Linked DNA regions of Mus musculus: regions 2, 3, 4, 5 and 6 are each linked to region 1. A link is a loop called in an ENCODE intact Hi-C map of the cell type or tissue named here. Cell type or tissue: heart. All regions are shown on one strand. Region 1 has its middle 63 kb from the start of Sec14l1. Region 2 has its middle 4.4 kb from the start of Mir6516. Region 3 holds the start of Mgat5b (mannoside acetylglucosaminyltransferase 5, isoenzyme B). Region 4 has its middle 3.0 kb from the start of Snhg20. Region 5 has its middle 32 kb from the start of Mfsd11. Region 6 overlaps Septin9 (septin 9).

Evidence for each region. A loop is a pair of places that touch in the nucleus more often than their neighbours do. Peaks named below come from ENCODE experiments on the same cell type or tissue, not always from the same donor. Only the 100,000 strongest peaks of a DNase experiment are listed, where the experiment ranks them.
Region 2: it touches region 1 in a loop (5-fold over the local background); 38 of 42 quality-filtered maps call a loop at or near these places.
Region 3: a loop joins it to region 1, with 4 times the contacts of the local background. A loop is called at or near these places in 10 of 42 quality-filtered maps.
Region 4: it touches region 1 in a loop (9-fold over the local background); 41 of 42 quality-filtered maps call a loop at or near these places.
Region 5: it touches region 1 in a loop (2.0-fold over the local background); 19 of 42 quality-filtered maps call a loop at or near these places.
Region 6: a loop joins it to region 1, with 3 times the contacts of the local background. A loop is called at or near these places in 10 of 42 quality-filtered maps.

The regions. Positions count from the first base shown.
Region 1 is chr11:117,175,824-117,179,823 of GRCm38, reverse strand. No RefSeq gene overlaps it. Among named protein-coding and RNA genes, the nearest start is that of Sec14l1, 63 kb to the right of the region's middle. In heart, CTCF peaks have their summits at 2,103, 2,313 (motif pointing right) and 3,273 (motif pointing left); DNase peaks (open chromatin) are centred at 1,600, 2,323, 2,717 and 3,433; H3K27ac peaks cover 540 bases; H3K27me3 peaks cover 368 bases.
Region 2 is chr11:117,079,790-117,083,789 of GRCm38, reverse strand. No RefSeq gene overlaps it. Among named protein-coding and RNA genes, the nearest start is that of Mir6516, 4.4 kb to the right of the region's middle. In heart, a CTCF peak has its summit at 2,027 (motif pointing left); DNase peaks (open chromatin) are centred at 119, 1,199, 1,859, 2,439 and 2 weaker places; H3K4me3 peaks cover 846 bases; H3K27ac peaks cover 2,921 bases.
Region 3 is chr11:116,916,814-116,920,813 of GRCm38, reverse strand. It overlaps Mgat5b (mannoside acetylglucosaminyltransferase 5, isoenzyme B), which reads right to left and starts at 1,951. Exons shown (of 18, transcript NM_172948.3): 1 at 1,271-1,951. The coding sequence starts at 1,338. In heart, a CTCF peak has its summit at 2,024 (motif pointing left); a DNase peak (open chromatin) is centred at 2,003; H3K4me3 peaks cover 2,000 bases; H3K27ac peaks cover 1,170 bases; H3K27me3 peaks cover 4,000 bases.
Region 4 is chr11:117,071,750-117,075,749 of GRCm38, reverse strand. No RefSeq gene overlaps it. Among named protein-coding and RNA genes, the nearest start is that of Snhg20, 3.0 kb to the left of the region's middle. In heart, a CTCF peak has its summit at 2,148 (motif pointing left); a DNase peak (open chromatin) is centred at 3,389; H3K4me3 peaks cover 414 bases; H3K27ac peaks cover 391 bases; H3K27me3 peaks cover 382 bases.
Region 5 is chr11:116,883,554-116,887,553 of GRCm38, reverse strand. No RefSeq gene overlaps it. Among named protein-coding and RNA genes, the nearest start is that of Mfsd11, 32 kb to the right of the region's middle. In heart, a CTCF peak has its summit at 2,153 (motif pointing left); a DNase peak (open chromatin) is centred at 2,133; H3K4me3 peaks cover 908 bases; H3K27ac peaks cover 581 bases; H3K27me3 peaks cover 1,985 bases.
Region 6 is chr11:117,358,075-117,362,074 of GRCm38, reverse strand. Septin9 (septin 9) reads right to left here. Exons shown (of 11, transcript NM_001113487.1): 10 at 2,605-2,656; 11 at 1-1,652. The coding sequence ends at 1,520. Among named protein-coding and RNA genes, the nearest start is that of Gm51932, 24 kb to the right of the region's middle. In heart, a CTCF peak has its summit at 2,001 (motif pointing right); DNase peaks (open chromatin) are centred at 1,128, 1,902, 2,690 and 3,654.

The sequences.
Region 1 (4,000 bases):
TGCATGCTAGGCCAGCACTCGACCAAGAGAGCCAAGCCACATCACTTGCCAGGAGGACACCCTTAAACCCAGCACTTAGAAGGCACAAGCAGGAGGATCTCTGAGCTTGAGGCCAGCCTGGTCTAGTTCCAGGACAGTCAGGGCTACACAGAGAAACCTTGTCTAGGGCAAAAAGAAAGCCATGCTACCAGACTTAATATTTATTTAACACACTCCCCATCCCCATGCTGGGGTTGGATCCCAGGGCCATGTTAGGCAAGAAGTTCTCTACCTTGAACTTATACCCCCAACCCCAGGGCGGAAAAGAATTGTCCTGTGGGGTCCCTTTCCCTCAAATATACCCTCACAGAGTCCACACCCTCACAACTCACAAGTAAGTGTTTTCACACTGCCCAGCAGGCTGAGCAGGTCCTTAAACCAGTGGGGGTGGAGCCTGGTAGGTGTCTAGCCAACTCCCTGAAGAAAGATCCTCAGGTCAAACCCGGCTCCATCTCCGGAGTCTCTGAGGCCTACCCACTGGGCAGCAGCACCAGCTGGCTGGAGGATAGAGAAAGGAGGTGGTGTCCTAGTGACCCAGGAGGTCAGCAACTTCCTCATATCCCAGCCCCTTCACGCCAGGAGCTATCATCTTAGGAAAGCAGCATCCCCCTCCCATGAGGGTTGTTTTCTAGGGGTCGCTGCTAGAATTTCTCCACTCTCTGCTCCTCCCCACTCCTTAGGGGACCTGTTGCCAGACAGTGGTGGCACAGATCTTTAATCCCAGCACTCAGGAAATAGACGTAGATAGATCTCTGTTGAGTTCTAGGCCAGCCTGGTCTACAGAGCTACTTCCAAGACAGCCAGGGCTACACAACCAAATTCTGTCCTCCTCTCCTTAGCTTTGTCCCTCAAGATCCTCTTGATTCCCACAGGCTGGCCCACAGAAGAGCCAGTGCTGCCCAGCGCCTGGCAGAATTCAGACTGTAGCCCCACAAAGACCTGTCACACCCAAGGTTCACTGGCACTGGAAGCCAGACTGTGTCCTGTGGCTCCCATACAGGAAGCCCCTTCCACTTCCCACAGAAAATAACACCAGGACCCTGTGCTGGTCCCCTTCACCTCTCTTGCCCCCAAAATTGCCTCTCCCTGTCCTCCCCGCTAGGCAGAGCTCCCTACTAGGTAAATAGCAGCCCACAGAAGAGAGCTGGCCAGACATCAGGAGACTGCTTCAGATGGGGACATTTTATAAACCCCACCAGTCACCCAACAGCAAGAGATAACGGGCCCAACTCACAAACCAGCATCCAGGCAAGGGTATGGCAGGAGCAGACTCCCTTCCCTCCTGGGTGTCACATCTCATCCACACTCTTAAACACCAAATCAGCCAGCTTGAGTAGTGAGGGAACAGACTCAGCAGCCCTGGTAATGACCAACCTGGATGAATCTTCCTCCTCATGACACCTGCCTTAGGGCCACTACTGCTGTGATGAAACACTGCGACCAAAAGCAACGTGGGGAGGGGAGGGTTAATTTCAAGTCAGGGCAGGTACTCAAAGAGGGTTTGACCCTGGAGGCAGGAGCTGATGTAGATGCCATGGAGAGGTGCTGCTTGCTGGCTTGCTCAGCCCGCTTTCTTAGAGAACCCTGGACCACCAGCTCAGGGGTGACATCACCCACAGTGGGCTGGGCCCTCCCCCATCAATCACTAATTAAGAAAATGCCCCTCAGATTGAATTTATGGAGGCACAATTGAGGTTCCCTCCTTTCAGATAACTCTAGCTTATCTAGTGAGCCTGAGGCTAGCCTGGGCTACAGGAGACCCCCAACTCATAATTCAGGACAGTGACCTTCAAGTTCAGCTGCCTAGGGGTCGGTGACAAGCTGGCTACCAGTGAGGACTTAGTAAGCACGTGACGCGGGGCAGGAGTGTCACCCTCATGGGGTAGGGCAGAAGGACTTCCTGGAGGAGGTCAAAGCTAAGCTGGCAGTCCAGGGTCTTCCAGGCCAACAGTCTCAAGAGATTCTGTAGCCATTGTTCCTGGACTCTAGTCCTGTGTACAACCCGTGGACTTTAAGCTTTGGAGATAACAGTGCCCATGTGGTAGGCTGGTGGGAATCAGAGCAAGATGCAGGTTGGAACACCCAAGAGGGAGGGAGGGAGAGAGGGAGGAAGGAAAGGTGTGGTGGGGGCCACAAAGCTGGGGGGGGGGTGCGTGGGGTGGGGGCGGTGGGGGGGGGGGGCGGGAGAGGGTGAGTGTCCAAAGCCAGGAGCTCCAGGTCCTGAGCTACACAGGATCTCACTCTCCAGCAGGTGGCGATGTCGCCTCAGGAATGAGGTTGGTCTCACATGGGTCAGTACTTGCTGGCAGGGACAGTGGAGAACAAGGGGCAGGCATTTTGCAACATGCTTGTCTCAAGGGACAGGCCACTGGATGACCCCTTCCTAGGTCATTGTTACCTCTTTCAAACCATTGATGCTGTCTGTTGGGCTCTTGCTGTGAGGGGGTTCTCATTGTTACCCACTGACTCCACTCCTCAGCCGCTCTGAACCTGCGTATCAGGTTCCTGTGTCCCCTTCATTCTGGGTGCTAATGGAGAAAGAGGGGCAGGACACATAGGGCCAGAGGTAAGCTGAACAGCGAGGGGTGGAGGGTGGGGTAGGGGAGCAGGTCTCTCCCTGACACCTGGGCCCAGCCCCATTCAGTAATGTCATTTGCAGGGCTGTTCAGAGGACTATCCCAGTCTGCAGAAGGCATGCACTCCAGGGCCAGGCAGGGCCGGTGTGTGACTAACACACTGAGTATAATTGTTTATGATCCCCGATCCATAGATAAGAGGAACATAGCCCGCAGCCAGGAAGAGGAGATGGACAATTACTGAGAGCATCTGTGACCCTGTGTTCCACCTGTCCCTAGAGCCTCCTGTTACACACAAGCATTCACATGTACACAAATACATACTCACATACATGCACGCTCATCCACATATACACATGTACACAAACACACACTCAAATATGTGTATATGCACGTATGTACACAAGTGTAAACACACATTTACACACAAAATATACACCCAAGCTCAAAGGTATATGTACACAGGTATACAGCACACAAACACTGACATGCGTAAAATGCACATACATAGCAACATGCACACAATCACAGTCATATATATATGTGTGTGTATGTACCCACACATGCATATACATACTACATGAACACACATGCACACTATGTGTGTATACACAGCACACATACATGTATGAAACAGTCTCCAGGTTCCTTCTGGTATCGCCCTCTGCTGGCAGGAGGAACAGGTAACACCAGTTCTGGCCAAGCCCAGCTCAGCTCACAGGCCAGTGTCAGCCCGGTCCCCAGCCTGCCCCCTCCCCCGACCTTGCTGAGGTGACCTCATCCAGGCCGCAGTGAGACAGAAACCCAGATCACCTGCCACACCCAGCGCCTGTCCTCTCTTCTCTTCCACCCCAGTACCACCATCTTAGAATCTAGCACCTTCACAAGTGCCTCTGTGGAGGGGGGGGCTGGGGGCGGTACGGGTGGTGGTGACCATCCTCCTGTCTCCTCCTTGGCACAGAGTCTGGCTCAGGGTCACAGTGCAGTGAAGCCTAGCTGCTATCTCTGGCCTGTGAGCTCCCTGCTCTCGGGGAAACTTGAGTCCAGTGGGGAAAGTTACTGAGGCCATTCTAGGAAGTTCCAGGCAGGCCGTGTTTCTTTAAACCAGGTTGTTAGGAAGGGGTGGCAATGCAAAGAGCGGGGGTAAGAGTACTGCAGGCAGAGAGGGTGGGTGCAAAGGCCCTGGGGCAGGGAGCAGGATGCACAGGCGCACACACTCACAATACCTTTCTCTTATTAATAAAAATGGATGAGAAGTGTGTGAGAGCTCATTTGCTTCTTGCAGTGATGGCTACATTTGCTACCAGTCATGAAACTAGAAGGCTGGGGAACAGGTTTCAGAGCCCACCCTGACAGCCAAGACAGGTTGCCTAGCAGAGGGGGGA
Region 2 (4,000 bases), 96 kb after region 1:
GGAGCCTTGTTTAGTATGCTCGAGGCCCTGGTTCAAACCTATCGCCAAGAGAGATACGAAGAATCAGAGTCTGCCTTTCACTCAGCTGCTTTGCCGGAGGTGACTGATGGCGGCGGCTGCATCCTGTTGGCATTGCGTAACCATTACATAATTCTCCCAGCTGACAGTCTGGGGACAAATGACCTTCCAATGACTTACACACAGGCACGGACAGAGCCATTTTCTGCTGTAGCGGCATAATTGATCTGGATACAAACCCCAGAACAAATAGTTGTTCTATGTGAATCCAGACAGGCTTCTACTTGTAAAGATTATAAGGGACTGTTCTTCTGTAGTCTTCCTGTTAGCAGTTTAAACAGCGACTTAAACGAAACAAATGCATCCAATCTTTGTTGAAAAGCCAAGTCCTAAGGGCTTGCTACCCGGAAGCAGCTGAGGCAGGGATAGGAACAGGCAAGGGAACTGGGGCACCACGCTCAGGCAAGTTGGATTTGGAGGTGTACCTGGAGGCCCTCGCAGGCCAGTCACAAATCCAAGACCTGTAAATCTAGATTTCAGAGTGAGGAGCCAAAGGCCCAGCTGCTACAATGTATCAAGACTGTGTCAAAATAAACAGTAAAACTAAGGGGGGAGGGTGGTGTAGCTCAGTGGGAGAATATCTGCCCTAGACGCAAACCTTAGCACAACGCACACGTGCATGGATATACACACACACACACACACACACACACACACACACACACACACACACACGCACACACACTCTGAGTCTCGAGCACACATGCGCAGTAGGCTTCTAGATAAAGTGAATGGTCAAGGGCTTTATGTGGACTGTCTTTCCCTGTCTGTGTGTTCTACTTTCCCGTCCCTCAGGTAAAGACTGGGGGGGTCCTCTCAGTGGGCACATGCAGCAGGGTTAGAAGAAAGGCTTCTCATGTAAGCTGCATCAGGAGAGGCGAGCTTCCCAATCCCCTCCAAAGAAGAAAGCACGAAGCTAACTAAAGCCTCCCGCTTGCCAGTCCAGGCTGTTGGCCCCAGGAGACTTGCCCAGCACCCCAAAGCCTCGCTGCCCTCCTCTCTGCAAGAGGCTCCACTTACTCTCTGACCTTAGGTTTTGCTAAAGGTCACGTCTCTGGCATTTCCTGGCTCTCTTACCTAGGACGGAAAACAACAGGAGCCTGACTGCTCTCCTTCCCCACACCTTCTCTGATGCATTTCCTGCTTTCCCTGAGGGATGGGAAGTTCCCAGAGGGCTCTGTAGCCGGATATGGCCAGCAGTTAGCACCCAATTACACTTCACTGGGGTCCATCAGAAAGCTCAACTAAATGAGTTTGATCCACCAGAAAGGCGTTAACCAGGTTCAGAGAACCACACTTCTGGAACACCCGGCTTTTCCTTTCCATTCGACCTTGGCTTTCAAGGGCATGGCAACCATTGATCTAACATCGCTGGCTCTGTCTTATCTGTACTTTTCAGCATTAAGTTGAGCTGTTCTTGTCTTGGATGCTTAAAACCCAGCGGTTCTCAACCTGCGACTCTTTAATACAGTTCCTTACGCTGTGTGATCCCCATCCATAAAATGATCCTTTGTTGCTACCTCATAACTGTAATTTTGCTATTATGAATCATTATAATTTTTGGAGACACAGGTTTGCCAAAAGGGTTGCAACACACAGGTTGAGAACTGATGTGAACCCTTGCAGCTGGGGGAACCCACCCACAGATTAGTAGAACAGCATCCTGAGGAGTGTCTGCATGGAGAGGCACATTAGAACATGCCCTTGCCCCCAACTGCACAAGCCCAGAATGGGGTCAGCTGCTCCAGGATGTGAGCGTTTCCTAGAGACGGAGCACAACTGGGACCAACTGACGGATTCCTAAGCAAGTGCCCCACCCTGCCGCTGCACCTCCCGCATAGCTTTCTGATGAAAGAAGTCTTGGCTTCAAACACAAATGGATTCTACCCTTTGTAGTACTGGCTGTTACAAGAGCGCCTGGTGTGGAACTGCGCCCTCTAGTGGACAGAAAGAGAAGCAAAATTCCACAAGCGCTTTAGCATTTTAAGGGCTTCTTTCTGCGTGTCTCAGAGTTATTTTTCCTCAAGTGCTGTCCACTTTGCTTTTGAGACATGTTCTCTGACTGGCCTGGGGGTTACTATGTAGGTTAGACCAGGGGCCAGTGGGCCCTAGGATCTGCCTGTTTCTGTGACTCCTAGGTTGGTATTAAACACGTGCCACCATGTCCAGATTAGTTTTACTGGGTTCTGGGAATCAGAGTCCTTGGTTTGTCCTTGCTTCTCGAGGCAAGCACTCTACCAACTGAGCTATCTCTCAGGCTCTAAGGCTTTCTTGACCACTAATTTCATGGGGCTGTTCTAATTCTTATGTAATCCAGGGTGGCAGCGGGCCAAGCCAGCCCAGGACTTGCCAGAGGCTACATCTTAAGCATGCCTGTGGGGTCAACTAGTCAGCGCCTATCATGTGTAGGCAGCCACAGGGCCAGGGGATCTGTGGAGTAGATAGAAGGGTGCAGGGCTTGGCTGGGAACTCTTGCAGCCACATGCAATACTCTGGGCTTCAGTAGCAGCTGTAGGTCCTCGAGTTCCAAAGGCGGCCAGCGAGCCAGAAGGCTACTGCTGAGCAGTCAATAAAGATGCCGGCAGAGGAAGAAGCCACCTAGCTGGGGGTGGCATTTCAGAGGGAAGAGGACGGATGTAGAGGCCACCCTGCCCTGGGCAAACATCTGCCTCAGAAGTCCCAGCACACACTCAGCATGGTGGTGACACCTGTACCAGCCATGAGCATGAATTTGAGGCTAGCTTGTACGACAGAGTGGGATACTGTCTTAAAATCCCACTGGGATCACACGGAGGCACATGCCTGTAATCCCAGTTCTTGTGGGAAGGGTTGCGGGGAGTTTGAGTCTAGCCTGGGCTACACCGTAAGTTCTAAGTCATTCAGAATTGCATGTGAGACCCTGTCACAAGTCCCAGACCAAGCACTGAACTCCTGGACCCTCCAGCACCCTCCTTGGACTGACCGGAAGAACCGTGGGCTCCGAGTATCCCCACCAACCTCAGCTGCTTCCCGTCAGTTTTCTGCTGATAACCAGACACACGCTCAGAGGGGCCCAGGAGCTGTGTGCTCAGAAGACTTGTCAAACCAGGACTGCGCTGGTCCTCTGAGGACCTGTGAACAGAAGTCCCGGGCTGCTCAGACAAGCTGAGGGCAGATTGGAGCCACCATGAAGACACTGCGTTCTGTGGGCAGGAAAAACACCCCACACTGGATGAGTCAGGAACCTGCCACCACAGCAGTCTACTCCAGAAAGATCACCACAGGCTATTTTCTCCAGTGTACACTGCATCTCAACACCTTCATTTAGGCAGCACAGTCTTTTTCTAGAGACGGCACGTGGACGACAGTACCAATTTCGTGAGGCCCAAATGTGATCGCTGAGACGATGCCAGGAGCCTGCAGCTACTGCAGCTTCCTGCCTGGGTAGCACCAGGCTTCTCCCACGGGATGCGCCTGCTTTACCTATTGTCACCGTACCTGTGTCAAGGCACTCCAGGTACAGAGAGGAAGTGACATGCCTAAGACCACAGGGCTGGCTGGTGCTGAAGCCCCAGTGTGAAGAAACCCCAGGTGTTTCTGCCTCCACGATGAGCCCTCCCTGGGTCATCACCTAAGCGGCTCCTGTACACTGGAGACGTCCAAGGGGCCTCCGCCACAGCTCTGAGTCTTTCATGTTATGGCCAGCGGTTGCAAACCACTGAATAACTTCCAACACAGGTTGAAATGACAGCTCCCGCAGACACGGGGTGGGGGTGGCAGGGGAGTCAAGACCACAGAGGCCCAATGAATCATACCTAATGACATAACGTACGCCGAACCGAGGTCAAAGTTCAAGTCAGCCCCTCACCCAACGCAAGCAACCCACGCACAACATGGGAGACACGCCACCCTGGCATTGCTCTTGCAAACGACAAACTTTATG
Region 3 (4,000 bases), 260 kb after region 1:
AGAACCCTCTCAAGTTGCAGGAATCCAGTATAGCTCTGGAAAAGCCAGAGTCTTTCCCTGGGCATCTTAGGCCAGGGATTTCTGAGACACTTCAAAACCCTGCCCTCAGTCCTCCGGCTCTACAGACCTTTGCATTCACACAGACAACCTGACTGCTGCTGTCCCCAGAGGCTGCCATCTCAGCCCCCACAGAACTGGCCCAGCATGCTGATGGCAAGAGGCAGGTGGGCCACATCACCTCAGCCCCAACCCAGCTGGGTACAGGAGGTTGTCTGGAGGTACCGGGGATCAACCCAGAACCTGGGAGAAAAGCCAGCACCTGCCTTAAGGTTTATGATCGGACTCCACCTGTGGCCTAGTCCCGAGTCCCACCCCCACAACGGTGCCCATCTCTCCCTCTGTGTCTTCTGAAGCCCAGCTGCCAAACAAGGCAGTACTTCAGGCCTCCCAGACACCCTCTCCCCTAGTCTGGCCTCGGGGCCTAGCTCTGCTGGAGTCTGGGGGAAGGAAGTGGGGTCCCTTCTTGGACCAACAGGTCTTAGCGAGTCTCTCACAAACTGCACCCCTGCCTGGCCAGGACTGTCCACGGGAAGGGAGGGAGGGAGGGAGGGAGGGAGGGAGGGAGGGAGGGAGGTGTTCCATGCACCTGCTATGCCTATCTAGTCTGTTGGAGATCCGCGATTGGGAGTGAATCCCTAGCAGAAGGGGGTCCTTGCCCCAATCTTGGGGACGTTCCTGTCAGACCCAGGTTTGTCCCCCACCAGGAAGATGAGTGAGATGCAGGGGGAGGGAGGGGGAGAGGAAGGGGGATGAACTAGGCAGAGGATGGGCGGGCCGACCTAGGAGACAGGCGGGACACCAGGGGTGCTTCCTAGGCACCCCACAGTAACTTCGCAGCTCAGATAGGACCGACAAGAGATGAAAAAGACCGCAAGGGGCAGGAAAGGGACTTGCTGGCTGGGGCCACTTTGGAGCCCAGGACCTTGATCTTGGTGTTTTCTGACTCCATGCTCACCTCTCTATACCTGATATCGTTCCAATCTTGGTCAACTCAAGAAAGATCCAGACCCGCACCCCCCCACACACACACATACCCCAACCCTATCTAATTCCGTCTTCCCATCCCCATGGCCCTCATCGAGAATAGACTCGCGAACCTCCTTTGCCACCCGAACTCGCACCCCCTGAGGGGACCGACCTCGCCCAGCTCCACCATGAGTCCCCTTGGGGAGGTCTTGACCTCCCTGCGCCAACCAGTAGAGAACTTTACCGAAAGGGTCTCAGGGTGACCAGGCATCTTCTGACCATTATCTTCCCATCTGGGTTGACTGTGATCATTGTTCAAACTTGTCTGGGCGAGAAGCCGGGGGCGAGGCCGGACGCACCGTCCTGGGCCCGGCTCTGACCGCCTCGGGAACCACGAAGCCGCTGCGGGCCGAAGCCGGGGGGTCGCAGCACCGAGGGAGCGCGGGGCACGGTGGCTCTGCAGCCCCGCGCGGGGCACGGCGCGGCCTGGGCGCGCAGGGCAGGGGTTCGGCGAGAGCTTGGGGCCGGGCGCTCTCTGCGTCTCCGCCCTCCCCGATTCACATTTTGGGGAAGGCGAGGCGGCGCGCCCCCAGATCGCCGGCCGCGCGTCTGCCTGCTAGGCTCGCTGGCTGGGCGGGACGGCGCCGCGGCGCGCAAACGGGCTTCCCGCGGCGGGCGCCCTCATTCCCGGGGCCCGCGCCCTCAGAGCCGGCTAGAGGCGGCCCCAGGCCCGCACCCCGGCCCCCCGCACCTTCCGGCCGCGCCGCTCTGCAGCCGCGCGCAGCGCCGCGCCCATGGCTTTGGGAAGGAACGGCTGCGCGCTCGCCTGCCTTCGTCCTCGCCCGCCCGCTCGCCCGCTCGGTCGCTCGGCCACCCGCGCTCCGGGCTCCGGGCTCCCGCGCGGCGCTACAACCCGAGGCGCCGCATTGTTCCCTCTGAGGAGGCGGCCCGGGAGCGGCCTCGCGTTTCCTCGGCGCCTGAGCGCCATCTGGTGGCCGCAGTCTCGCTGCGCTCCCTCCCCGGGCTGTGCGAGGAGGAGGGGGACGCGAGCGCGGGAGCCATGGCTCTGCGCCCCTCCCTGGACCATGCAACTTCCTAGGGCATCCAGCAGACCGGAGAGCCGAGGCTGCTCCGGTAACTGCATCGCGCAGGGGAGATGGGGCGCGGAGAGGGGACCCTTGTCTCTCCTGCAGAGCACGAGCCACCACTACCACCCCCAAGAGCTTCCGTACCTATGGCTTCTCACCCGCTGATTCTCTCGGCAACACCCACCCACCCTGAGAAACTCCCCGAGTCCTCCCACTTCTCACTTGCCTATAATAAACTGGGGCTGTGGCATTCATGCCAGGAGCCGTCAGCTGTATGCCTGAGGTCTAGCCTTGGACCCTCTCAATCACTGAGTTAACGGGCTTTCTAGTATACAACTAATGACCAAAAAGCTCACCAAGGCTCTTTAAAGTCAATTCCCAAACCCACAGGCTTAAATTTTAGCATTGTTGAGCCCTGCGCACACCATCCCTGCGTGTGTGTGTGTGTGTGTGTGTGTGTGTGTGTGTACTGTCCTGTCACTTCCTCACTTAGAGTTGATGTGAGTTTGGTCTTGACAGCCAGGAATGAAATTATCACCCAGGCTTGTGGCAGCTGGAGGCACCCAGACAAGATGCATGATTTAGAGGCCCAGCAGAGACCCCATCGCCCTCAGACATTTCCTTAGCCAGCTGGCTGGAGTGCCCGAATTTCCCTCCTCCATCCGTCACTCTTTCACTGAGGCACGGTCAGACTGCCCTTGCTCAATGCAAATGTGCTACCTAGCGAGCGAGCGAACACATCAATTCGCCAACACCAATTTATCGCCTGTTTTCTCGTTGGCGGGAGTAAGGCAACTAGGTAACAGGTGAACGCTGGTGGAGAAGCAGACAAAGCAGTCACCGCTGGTAAGGAAAGGCTCAAGGGAGGCAGAGAAAGCTGCAAAGGGCCTGGGGATGCCAGGGTGCTTGGATGGAACCAGGTTAAGATGGAAGAAAACACGGGTGTCCTAATTAGGTTTCTGTTGCCGAGATAAATATCCTGACCAAAAGCAACTTGGGAAGAGAGGCTATGCTTGGCTAACACTTTCCCCTGGCAGTCAATCATGAAGGGAAGTCAGGGCAGAAACACAAGGCAGGAACCTGAAGGCGGGAGCTGACAGAGAGACTGTGGGGGTGTGTGTGGGTGGGTGTGTGCAAAGGCCGTGGGGGAGTGCTGCTTACAGACTTGCTCTCCAAGGCTCCCGTCTGCTTTCTACACCACCCAGAACCACCTGCCCAGGGCGGCACCAGCACAGTGAGTTGGGACCTCCTACATTATTAATCAAGAACATGCCCACAGGCTTGCCTGTAGACCGCTATGATAGAAGACAGTTTCTAAACTGGTAAGTCCTGCTTGTGTCAACAACAATAACAACGAAAAACTAGCCAGAGCAAAGGGCTTTCTCCTGAGCTGGGGAGGAGACTCACCATCACAGACTGTCTTATACTCGGTACCCAAGGCTTTGGGGCACTTCCTGACCAGAGTCGTGCCTGTCTGGTTTTGGGTAGTGCTGATCCAGCCTGAACGTCTTAAGACCACGAAGGCTCTGCTGGCTCTTCAAAGTCAAGAACTTTGAATGTGGTCCAGAGAGATGAGAGATGCTGAGCATGCTGAGAGATGGCTCAGCATGGGGAGACTGGTGACCTCAGGACCTACAAGGTAGAAGAAAAGAGCCCACTCTCTCACATCCCCTGACTTTCACACTTGCATCATGGCATACATGTGACCTCACACATGCACACATGACACACACACACACAAAAGAATGTCTCTTCTGACCTGACACCTCCCATCTCCCCAAGCTCAAGGGGGGTTGTTTATGCCTCTCTGACATCCCTGAGGGTTGTCTGCCCTAGTAGGTATGACTGCAGTGTACCATCTGGGGAAATGGCCTTCCTTCAACCAG
Region 4 (4,000 bases), 100 kb after region 1:
GTCATTTAGTAAACAAGGTGGTCTCATCTCCCTAGGGAAAGTGTCACACAGCCATTACCCCTACAGCTGTGGCTCCTTCTAACTGGAATCAAGATCATCTTCAGGTCAGCTAGAGGCGCGGGGAAAGGCAAGGAGAGGGTGCACTCTGTATTTTCAGTAAATGAAGAAAATGACACACGAACCTCATTGAGATGAATGAAGGGTTTTTGCATGTTTCACTGTAATGTGAATCCAACCACTGAATACAGACTCCCCCTTTGAAGGCTATTTTATTTATTTATTGAGATGAGTCTTGTGGATGTAAAAACACAACTGTGGGAAGCCACATGTGCCGTTGCAGAGTGACACTGACTACTGCTGGCCACCACCCATAAGTTTGGACAAACAACCAATGTGTACATATGCAGTAAAGTTTTTTGCAAAGACACTGCCTGGCCTGGGCATGATAATGAGGCTTTGAGAGTATAACCACTCAGATGTGAGACATGCAAATGAGGTATGATAATGAGGCTCTGTGAGGTACAGAGAGAGAATAGCCAATCAGATGAGGAACATGCAAATGAGGCGTAGTGCATAACCAATCCGGGTGTGAGACACGCCTCTCCTAGGCCTATATAAGCAGCACCAGTTCTGGGCTTGGGGTCTCTTCGCCTCTGCAATCAAGCTCTCCCAATAAATGTGTGCAGAAGGATCCTGTTGCAGCGTCGTTCTTGCTGGTCGAGTCCGACGCGCGCAAGACACAACTTTTGCCCCAAAGGAAATAAGAGATAATTTATTCTGGAGCCATTTGTTGTTGTTGTTGTTTTCGAGACAGGGGTTTCTCTGTATAGCCCTGGCTGTCCTAGACCAGGTTGGCCTCGAACTCAGAAATCCGCCTGCCTCTGCCTCCCCAGTTCTGGGATTAAAGGCATGCACCACCACGCCTGGCTCTGGAGCCAAATTTGAGGGACCAAAATTCAGGAAACACAGGGCCAGGTTACTTCAGGTCCATGTCTGTGGGAAATTGCAGGCTGGTATCCAGTTGAGCTGAGGTCTGAACCCCGATGGTCATAATTCACCTACATGACATGGTAGGCGTTCCCTTATGCTCCTGGAACTCTGGCTCCTGCCTAAGTTACCACCTCCCACACCCTCCACAAGAGAAGCATGGTCAGTGGTAAGTAGTCGTGTAAGCAATGGCCCAAGCTTCTGACCTTCAGGCTAAACTCCTCCCCAGTTACCTAGCAACAGTGAAGACCATAAAAGGGGCTGTTAGGCCCCCACCTTGATCTCTTACTCCTTTGTTCCCTTACCTCTCACTTCTCTCTCCTCTTCCCTTTCTCTTTGTCTTCTCCTCTCTCTCTCTTTCTCTCTAGCCTCTCTCTCTCCCTTCTCTCTTTCCCCTGCATTTCTATAATAAAGCTCTTAAACCATAGAAAATCTCTGTTCCATCAAGACCCGCTGCACACTCTGATCAGTGTTGGGAACTTCTTCCCCTATCCTGTCTCTCCTATAACCCCAGGGCGACAGGGTGTGGCCTCGGGGGTCCCTGGTCAGGGACAGCCCCTTCTCCACCCATCAGAGGCTTAGATCTCCACCGGGAGCCATGTGGAAAGTGCCTGGCAGTCTCCCTGAGTCCACCTGCCCAGAGCACAGGCACTCTGGCCGGACATGGCATATTTTCCCTTCCCATTCTCCCTGGGCCTCCCCGCCCCCCCTTTTTTTTGTCCCCACATGAAAGTGGTTTCCTTAGGTTTGTAAAGTAATAAAACAAAGAAGGACTTAAAACAAGGCATTTTAGGGCTGGCGAGATGGCTCAGTGGTTAAGAGCACCAACTGCTCTTCCGAAGGTCCCGAGTTCAAATCCCAGCAACCACATGGTGGCTTACAACCTTCCGTAACAAAATCTGATGCCCTCTTCTGGAGTATCTGAGGACAGCTACAGTGAACTTACATATAATAAATAAATAAATCTTTAAAAAAAAAAAAACAAAAAAAAACCAAGGCATTTTGTAAAAATCTATCAGTGGAGGGCTGGAGCATCGGCTCAGCATTAAGAGCACCGGCTGTTCTTCCAGAAGACCTGGGTTCAATTCCTGGCTCCAAATAGCAGCGGAGCAACATCTGCAAGTCCAGTCATGTGGGAGTACAGCGCCACCGTCTGGTCTCTCTGGGCACACGCCCGCAAAAGCATTCCTAGACATAAAAAATTAAAAAAAGAAAAATTTAAATACACTGATGGAGACAAGAAAGGCGGTTACAAGATGGTGGAGTCTCTCCTATAGGACTCGGGTGCATTTTTAGCTTTTAGATTGGCAGAAACTAAGTTAATAGATTCTAAAAGCTTTTTTCCCCTCTCACTCACAAAAACGTTAGTACGGACACAGAGATGGACCAGGGATGGCTACTTAAGAGGCACAGATGAGCCCATGATAAGGTAATTAGGGTCTTGGCCGGCAGGCAGTGTTGTGACTACTCTGTTGTTCCATACCACAGCAATTCCCATCAGCCTCTGCCGGAACATTTCCAGGAATCCTCATTTATAGTCTCATGTAGCCCAGGCTAGCCCGGAACTCTATATGTAGTTGAGGATAACTTTGGTTCCTGACCCTCCTGCCTCTGCCTCTCCAGTGCTTGGATTTCAGGTGTATTGCACGTTTGGCTGTCTTTTACTCTCGGTGGGAGTCTCTTCATCTGACAGTCTTGAAGTCACCCAGAGGCTTTGTGGGAGAAAGCCCTGGAGGTTTCCAGGCCCCCTCCCACCCCGCTTCTCTGTCCACACTTAGTGATTTAGTTTTGCTTGCTCCACATTCCTCAACTTCCGTTGTCTGGTTTTCATGCTGGAACAGCCCAGCTTGGTTTTACTCTATTTTATCAGCTTACATGATAATTTAAAATGTTTTAGGCTAGCAGGCAGTGGTGGCACACACCTTTAATCTCAGCACTTGGGAGGCAGAGGCAGGCAGATCTCTGTGAGTTTGAGGCCAGTTTGGGCTACAGAGTGAGTTTTATAACAGACAGGGCTACACTGAGAGACCCTGTGCTGGAAACTGAAAGAAAATAAAAAAACAATTAGAACAAGTCCAACAATAAAAACAGTGGCTTGCAGCAACCGTGGCATTAGGCTCTTTGTGACTGGAGTGAAACTCCGGTCATCCTGGAAAGAAAGCCTTCTGTGTCCCTTGGGCTAATAACACACCAGTGAGCTATCCTGAGGACATAGTTTTCCCTCACTGTGTTGACCAGACTGGCTGAAAACTCCTGGGCTGGAAAGAATCTCCTGCCTGAACCTCCCAAGTAGCTGGGGCTACAAGTTCCCTGTGGTGGCCACATGGGTCGGCTGAACTGTTTCTGCCACGTGGAGACAGAGAGGACCGGGTCCCAAGATGAGCAGAACCAGGCAGCCAGAAGCTGCGGAACAAGAGATGCATTCCATAGCCCCGAGCGCCCCCTGGTGGCGTCTCTGAGTAGTGCAACCCGCCGCATCGTGCTGTCGGTGAGGTCAGAAGCGGACCAGACCCCAGTCCTGGTCTGTGACTCACTAGACCATTAGGGAAATAAGCAAACAAACAAAAAACACAAAAAAACAGCCCACCACATCTCCCTGAAATGTGTTAAATAGTCAACGAGACTGTGTGAGAAAGATTAGTTGGTGGACTTTCCCAGCTTAGAAAGACGCAGAAAGCCGGGCATGGTGGCGCACACCTTTAGTCCCAGCACTCGGGAGGCAGAGGCAAGCAGATTTCTGAGTTCGAGGCCAGCCTGCTCTACAAAGTGAGTTCCAGGACAGCCAGGGCTATACAGAGAGACCTGTTTGCCTCGAAAAACAAAAACAAACAAACAAACAAAAAAGAAAAGAAAAGAAAAGAAAAGAAAAAAGAAAAGAGAGACGCAGAAACATTTCAAAAGCACAGGCTTCATTCAGTTCCTGGTACCCAATGGCAGCCCAGCATCATCTGTAAGTCCAGTCCCAGGGGATCCTGAGCCCTGTTCTGTTCTCTCTGTGCACATGGCATGAACA
Region 5 (4,000 bases), 290 kb after region 1:
ACACAGAGGTTCGGACCTGGCCTTGGCAGCAGTCCTGCATCCCCTCAGAGAAGCCTGAACCTCCACGTATCGCCCCTTGTATGTAAAGTCGCTTTTCTTTACCCTGGATGTCACTGGGGGGAGGGGGAATTGAGGTCATGAAACCAGAAATGCACCCATCCCAGGAAGGCCCTGAATGAGCCTCCTAAGCCCTCCTCCCTCCCCCTTTTGCCTCATTCTGACACCGAGGCCCACACCTCAGAGAAGCAAGGCCCCACCCTCTTTCCCCACCTCAGAGCTCCATCTATATCCCCAGCAAGAGCTTGCACCTGCAGAAGCAGGAGATGAACCAGAAAACTCCATCCTGTTCTTTGGTTGGACTCTGCAGATCTAAGGATGGGGGATGAGGGGCAGGGGGCGTGCAGATGCAGAGGTTTGGACCAGATGACACCCCCTCCCCTCCCACTGTTCCTGCCTTGACCCTAGCTCTCCCCATTACTCTCCTGGGGCCCAGAATAGACAGTACTTCCAACTGGGTGGGCACTGGGCAATGGGACCCTCTCAGTGTCCACTCACTGGGCACAGTTTCCTCTGTGCCCATCTCTTTGGTGCCCCGTGGTGGTCTGAGCTCCCTGCAGTGTGGGACACAAGGACTCGGTCACCCAGCCATTTCTCCCAGGTTCTAGCTTGATGAAAGTGACAGTTAAGAACTCTCATCCACAATGACACCTGAGGAGCGACAGGTGGTAACTTGAACCAGAGTTTATCTGTCCCCATTTCAACCACAGTGACAAGGAGAGTATCATTGTGTTTGCAGTTCTGAGCGAGTGTCTACTTTGCTTCTGGACGAGGGCTGAAACCCTGGCTCCTGAGTGTCTCTCTGTCTCTCTGTCTCTGTCTCTCTCTTTCTCTCTGCCTCCCTCTCCCCTCCCCTCCCCCCCCCCCCACGAAGCCAAGGGGATTTTTCTTTGGAAGATGTGGTTCAGGGAGTGGGAGACAGATGAGAGGGTGACCAAAATAACACTATACACACCAATGAAACTCTCAAAGAATAACTTCTGTTTTGAGGAAGGGTCTCACTATGCATTCCTGGATGGCTTAACATTGGCTATGCAGACCAGGCCAACCTTGAACTCACAGATCTGTCATCCTATCTCCCAAGTACTGGAAGTGAAGTTGTGTGCCAACATGCCCAAAAACAACAACAACAACATCCACCTGCCTTTAGACTGTGGGTGTGGCTTAGCGACAGAGTGTTTGTTTAGCATGCATAAGGCCCTGGTTTAACCACTACCTACATAAAACTAAAGCCCAGCCCACACAGAGATGGGAGAGACAGCCACTCATGAGAAAAAAAACCCTTAGACTTGGGAAGACCGGAGCTGCAGTAAACCCATTGTCCCATCTGGGCCCTTGTCAGCCTGAGACAGGTGCTGAGTTTGTTACAGAAGTAGGTGGTAGATCTGGGTAACCAGCTGCACCCCCCTTTTCCCCCCACCCCCACCCCGGTGCTCAAGGGGGAACAGAAACTGCGAAGCAGACAGCTGGCAAGGGATCCAACTCACCTGCAGAGCACCCCTGAGGCCTCCTGTTCCTTAGCAACCTGCTGAAGCCAGCCAAGGGCTTCCGGATTCCCTTTCAGAGGATCAGTCACCTCCCTCCCCTCCCCTTCCCTCCCTCCTCACCTCGCCCCCTCCGTCCCCCCAACCCCCACCCCCGGAGAGGCGGAGAGCAGTAGGATCCCTGTACACGCAGAGGGAGTTCAGGGTGAAGGAACCTAAGTTTCTTTTCAACTGGGTCTGCGCAGAGCCAGAGGATGCCAGGGATCCCCCAGCACCCCCGCGCCCTGCCCCGCACCCCCTGCCCTTCCTCACAACACACACACACAAAGGGAAGGTGTCAGGACAGTCTCCGCTGAACCATTTCACTGGCTCTTCTTTCGGAAAGTCTACCTATAAACTTAGAGATTCACGTCGGGACAACAGAACACATAGGACAGTGACACCTCGGAGACCTAAGCGTGGGAGACTGAAACACAGCAGAGACGTCCCTTAAACCGAGCTATTTACTATGCCGGCTCCACACCTCTTGCATCCCAGATCACGAGTTCAGTCTCGGCCTAGATCCAAAGCTGTAAAAACAGATCGCAAGAGTCGGTTGCCCTCTGCTGGGCATCGTAGGATATGCACCCAGCCTCCGTACCAAGAACTGATTTCTGCACTCTATGAGAGGATTCAAGAGCTGGACAGCTGTGGCTGAGTCTTTCCCCCGAATCATCTGGAATAAATTTGATTTGATTTGGAGTCTATAGCCCAGGCTGGCCTCAAAAACATAGCCAAGGCTGACCTTCGACTCCTGATCGTCCTGCCTCTGACTCCTGAGTGCAGGACTACAATCATGTGCCACAAAGCCCAATTTTTTGTTTTTTGTTTTTGTTTTAATAGCACTGGGGAATGGAAACCGGGGGTCTGAGCATACTAGGCAAGCACTCTACAGCCCAGGTTCGAGACTATCTTGGGTATCTAGACCCATCGACTTGCAGAAGAAAAAAAAAGGGTCTTAAAGTGTATGGAGACCTTATAGAGCAGGCATGTCCACTGCATTTCAAGATACAAGACGGGGCATCCTAGCCATCATAATTCTGGTCTGACCGGAACAGGTCTTTTCTTTCTTTTACGTTTTTGTTTATGGGCTGGAGAGATGGCTCAGCAGATGAGAGGACTGCTCTTCCAGAGAACCAGGGTTTGAGCCCCAACACCACACGGTCACTCGGAATCGTCTGGGATCGTTCTGCGGTATTTGATGAGCTCTTCTGTTCTCTACAGGCACCAGGTATGCATGTGGTGCACAGAAACAAAGCACACATGAAATAAAAATGAACAAATCTAAATATGGGCTGGAGAGATGGCTCAGCAGTTAAGAGCACTTGACTGCTCTTCCAGAGGTCCTGAGTTCAATTCCCTGCAACTGCATCGTGGCTCACATCTATAATGGGATCTGATTGCTTTTTCTGGTATATATAAAGACAGATCACTCATTAAATAAAATACATGTTGCCGGAGAGATGGCTGTGCTATCCAGAGGATCGAGAGGCTCTGCTTTCTTGACTTCTAGAGGCTTCCTGCATTTATTCGTTCATCTTCAAAGCCAGAAGTTTCCCTCCTTCATTCCTCAGGCGCGGCTTTGTCTTTTCTACCCCTCTCTGATCTTTGCAACTGATGTCAATTTTTCTCTGATTCTGACCCACTTTCTCCCTTTCATAAAGATACTAGGAGGGCTAAGCCTGGGGCGGGATGTGGTGGTGGTGGGGAGGCACTGGGCTGGGGCTGGGCTGGGGCTGTGTAGGCAGTTGGGTTTATCCCCAGCACTGTGCAAAAGCAGGCATAGAGGAACAAGCCTAGAGTTTCAGCGCTTGGGAGGTAGAGGCAGGAGGATCGGAAGCTCAGTGTCCTCCAAGAGTACAAAAAGAATTCAAGGCCAGGGGCTGGAGAGATGGCTCAGGGGTTAAGAGCACCGACTGCTCTTCTGAAGGTCACAAGTTCAAATCCCAGCAACCACATGGTGGCTCACAACCATCCGTAATGAGATCTGATGCCCTCTTCTGGTGTGTCTGAAGACAGCTACAGTGTACTTACATATAATAAATAAATAAATCTTAAAAAAAAAAAAAAGAATTCAAGGCCAGCCTGGGTTACCTGAGACCCTGTCTCAAAAACAAAATAAACAAATGTGGTGGTGTATACCTTTAAGCACACAGGGGCGTTCAAGGCCAGCTTGGTCTACAGAGCAAGTTTCAGGCTAGATAGAGGCACAAAGTAAGACCCTATTTAAAAGAAAGAAAGAAAGAAAGAAAGAAAGAAAGAAAGAAAGAAAGAAAGAAAGAAAGAAAGAAAGAAAGAAAGAAACAGAGAGGGCGGGAGCGATGGCTCAGCAGATAAGATTACTTGTTGCTTGCAGAGGGCCTGGGGTTCAGTTCCCAGCACCCGCATGGTGGCTCACAGCTATCTCTAACTCCAATTCC
Region 6 (4,000 bases), 180 kb before region 1:
GAAGGCCGGAGTGCCCTGGGTCCAGCGTGCTGGAGATTTCCTTCAAAGTCCTGATTTTGGCAAAAGAACTTGGCAAGCTGGCAAGCGAACTGTTCGGCCACAGGGCATGACGAGGGGCCCTTCCATGCTTGGATGAGGGAGTAGACGCCCAAAGCAGGAAACAATGTTCGTCTCCATCTGTCTGCACCCCACCCCTCCCACTGCACTTCTGGGCTGCAGAAAGCTAGCCCTGGGTCTGTAGAGGCACCTTCCCCAAGCGGGTCCAACCTAACGCACCTCACCAAACTTTCTCCTCAGGGGCAAATGAGAATGGGAGGCAGGCAGGAAGGACACGGCTTTGGTCAGCTGTGCATGGATGGTCCCTAATGTTCCCTCTGAGAGAAGATGAGTGAGCCTGGCTATCCATCTCTGACCCCCTCATCTTTCCCTCTTTAGGGGTATTTTTGATGGGTTCTGGGGCACAGGGCTAGTCTAGGCTCATGTAGACAACAAAATGGTCAGGTTTCTGGCTCCCACCCAGTACAGTCACTGAATCATCAAGGCTTGAGCCTGGGGTGTGTGGGGTGGGACAGGGTGAGGCAGCGGAGCATCAATGTAACCAGAATATCTTGGCCCAAACTGAGGACCACGCGGATATGCCTTCCGCGGCACCTGGGCAGGAGAGCTCCCACACACTCTTATGCCTCCCTTCCACGGCTTCCTCCCTCATGGCTTCGACTCATCTTCTTGCTTTGACCTTCCTTACATTGGGGGCGGGGCTTCCTAACATCGGGGAGCATCTTTCACGCTTCGTCTTTTATAATTAAAGCCCAGTGTAGTAGCGATATCTACAGCACAGGGGAGAGAGAACCCAAGGGCGAGGGAGAAAAGATACCTCCCTCTCTCCAGCACGTCCCTGCTTTTCACCCAAAGGGACATCTGGGAAGAGGTGACTGGCTCTTGTAGATCAAGGCACTTTCTGCTCTGGGACAAGCTCGAGGGGCACGGTTGTCACTTTGTCTAAGTGATTGGCAACTTTGGCTGTGACGCCTCTAGTTCCCTTGAGGGGCAGGCAGCTGAGGGCGCTGTAAGAAACGCCCCCGGAGGGGCAGGTGAGGTTTCAGGAATACCCGGCCAGCTCCATCCTCCTTTGGGGCAGTCTCTAACCTGCTTGAGGCTGCGGCCATGGGGTCTTGTGGTCTAACGGGCTCCTCTGCACCCCCTAGGACTTGGCCCCCACAGGCTTCAGCTTAGAACTCAGAGCGGGGGACGGACACATAGCTCTTCTAACCCCTCAGGGGCTGAGCCCGGGTGGAAATAGAGCACAGAGGCAAGCCCAGGCTTAGCCCCGCCCACCCTGCTGCTGCAGCCAATAAGAGCACACTTGGGAGGTAAACCCTCTCTTGTTACCTGGCAAAGTGTGGGAAGAGATGGATGGAGGCAGGTGACAAGGAGATAATTATATAAAATAAGACAGGGTAGGTGGGTGGGCCAGGGATGATGAAAAGATCTGGGGGTGGGGTCCAGGGGCGGGACGCATCTACATCTCCTGGGCTTCCGGCTCCTTCTCGATCCCGTTGGCCATGGCGCTGTTGCCCTCGTTGAGGCGTTTCACTCGGTAGGCTTCGAAGTGGATGTTGCTGGTGATGTCTTTGATGTTTTGCATGTGCGTCCTGCAGGGAACATGGCCAGCATTGGGGGGGAGGGGGTGACCACTTAGCCTGCCTGGGATGACAACCGCCTGCCCCTCCTGGCTCTTAGAGCCATCCTGCAGGCTCTCTGTGCATACCCAGCAAAACCAGGTGGCGTTCACTCGCTCTCTGGTAACTTTAGACCTTCTGTGGCCTCACATTCTAACCCGTACCCCCGTCTCTGTGTTCACATTGGCTAGTCAGGGGCCTGCACAAGGATGGAGAACTGGGCACTAAAAACACAAAGCTGTGGAAGGTCTCAAGGCCTTCTTCACCAGTGAGCAGGACTTGGGTATTCGTGCTCCAAGACAGAAATTCATGCTGTGGCCAGCAGGAGGCAGCAGATGACCACAGTCCCCAGCGCTGCCTACCCTGACATTCCTAAACTGACTTTTTAAACAAAGTTTCTTTTTGCAGGTGGGAGCCAGAGCCTTAAAGCCTGCCAGGCAACTTCTATCTATGGCCCACACTGCAGACCTCCCCTCCTCTTTACTTTGGGAAGGGGAGTGGGAAAGGTGAGGAGCCCGGAAGGCTTTATTCCTGGAATCCCCACCCCAGGCCCTCAGACAGTCCTGCCTGGCAGGACTTTTTCTACTAATGTATATTAATCACACAAATGAATTTTTTCTTTTAGTTTGTTAGTTTTGTTTGGGACATATAGTCCAGGCTGTGCTGTGTGGACAGTAGCCATAGCTGAATCTAGCATGTTTAGCCCACTGGGGACCGGATGGAGCCCCTCTCATCCTGGTGACTTCGAAAGGTTAGAAAGAATCCTCATTTCTTCATCCATTCCCAGGTTTCTGTTAGCTTGTTTTCAGCTCAGTTCCCGAGAACAGGGCTGACATCAGGCGGCCAGGGTGGGGCCTTTCCCGCCCATCTACCACCACCAACCCCCAGAGCCGGTCCTCCCAAGGGGCCTTCAGAGCTGACTCACCTGATAAGGAGATCCCGCAGGTAAGCAAATTCACAGTGAGTGGTATTCTCAACTAAGGAAAAGAGAAGGAGAGATGATCAGTGGGGAGGAAGCCCCTCCTCTCCTCCCCGGGAAAGCCAACAGCTTCCAGAAAGCCCCGCCCACTGGGCAGGATGATTGACAGCCACTCGATGGTTTCGGAGTCAACAGGGAGACTCGCCTCTAGTGTGTCTATGAGAGGCTCAGCTGAGGGAAGACCCACAGGGAATGTGGGCAGCACTATCCTGTGGGCCGAGTTTTCCCAGTTGAATAAAAAAGAAAGTGAACTGAATTCCAGCATTTATTTATCTGCTTCCTGACTGCGGATACACAGCGATCAACAGTCTATTGTCGTGCCGCCATGACACCCCAGCATGATGGACTGCACCCTGGAACCGTGAGCCCAAATAAACCCCTCATTCCTTGTGTTCTGGACTGGGGTGAGTTCTGTTGGCTTCTCTGACCCAGTTTCTCAATAAAATGAGCAAATGACTCAGTAGATAAGGGCATTTGCCGCCAAACCCAATGACTGCAGTTTGATTCCCAGAACCACACAGTAGAAGGTGAGAGCCAACTCTTGCAAGCTGTCGTCTTACTACTACATCCGTGTTTTGGCATGTGCGTGCCCTCTCCCTCCAATAAAGTAAATAAGTTAATAAATAAATGTAAGAGAAATTTAAACGGGAGATCAGCATGGCTTGGACCTTAAGGGCACAAAAGACCAAATGAGCCAAGGATGTATTCTGACTTTGTGACGCTTTTGAGGAACCAAGTAGCTTTCCATCCTCCAGGTAGTACTCTGGCCACCTTCCAAGGATGGAACAGACACTTCAGATGGTGCGTACCAAGGATTAGGAGTAGGCCCCATTGGATGGGACTTAGTAAGTTATGAACTCACAGGGTCCCTGATAGGAACTTGCACCAGGTTCACTTTACAAGGATGCTGGATGTGGGAACGACCACCAGGGGGCGTACCCAGAGGCTGCCTGGATCCTTAGCTGGGAACAGTAATCTAACCTGGCTAAATGAGTTCTCATTGAGTGCATGCAGTACCCAAGTTGGCCATCAGGGGCCAGAAGAGACACGTTAGTATCCAATGCCTCTCCTAGAGTCCCAGGGCTTTTACCCCAAACTTTACTCCTCCAAACCTTGCCTTGCATATTCCTGGAGAGGATTTAGAGGATGAGGAAGACATCAAAGATGGGAAGGAACGACTGAGGGGAACCAAGCTGAGGACAAGCTATTGAGAGAACAGCTTCAGAGAGGCCCCTAGAGTCACTTCTGGGGTCAACACCTGACATTGAGGGGAGTGCTACAGGAGGCCACGGGCACCAAAACCACCCAGAGACTGTCCCCAGGACACCCCACCTGGCAGACC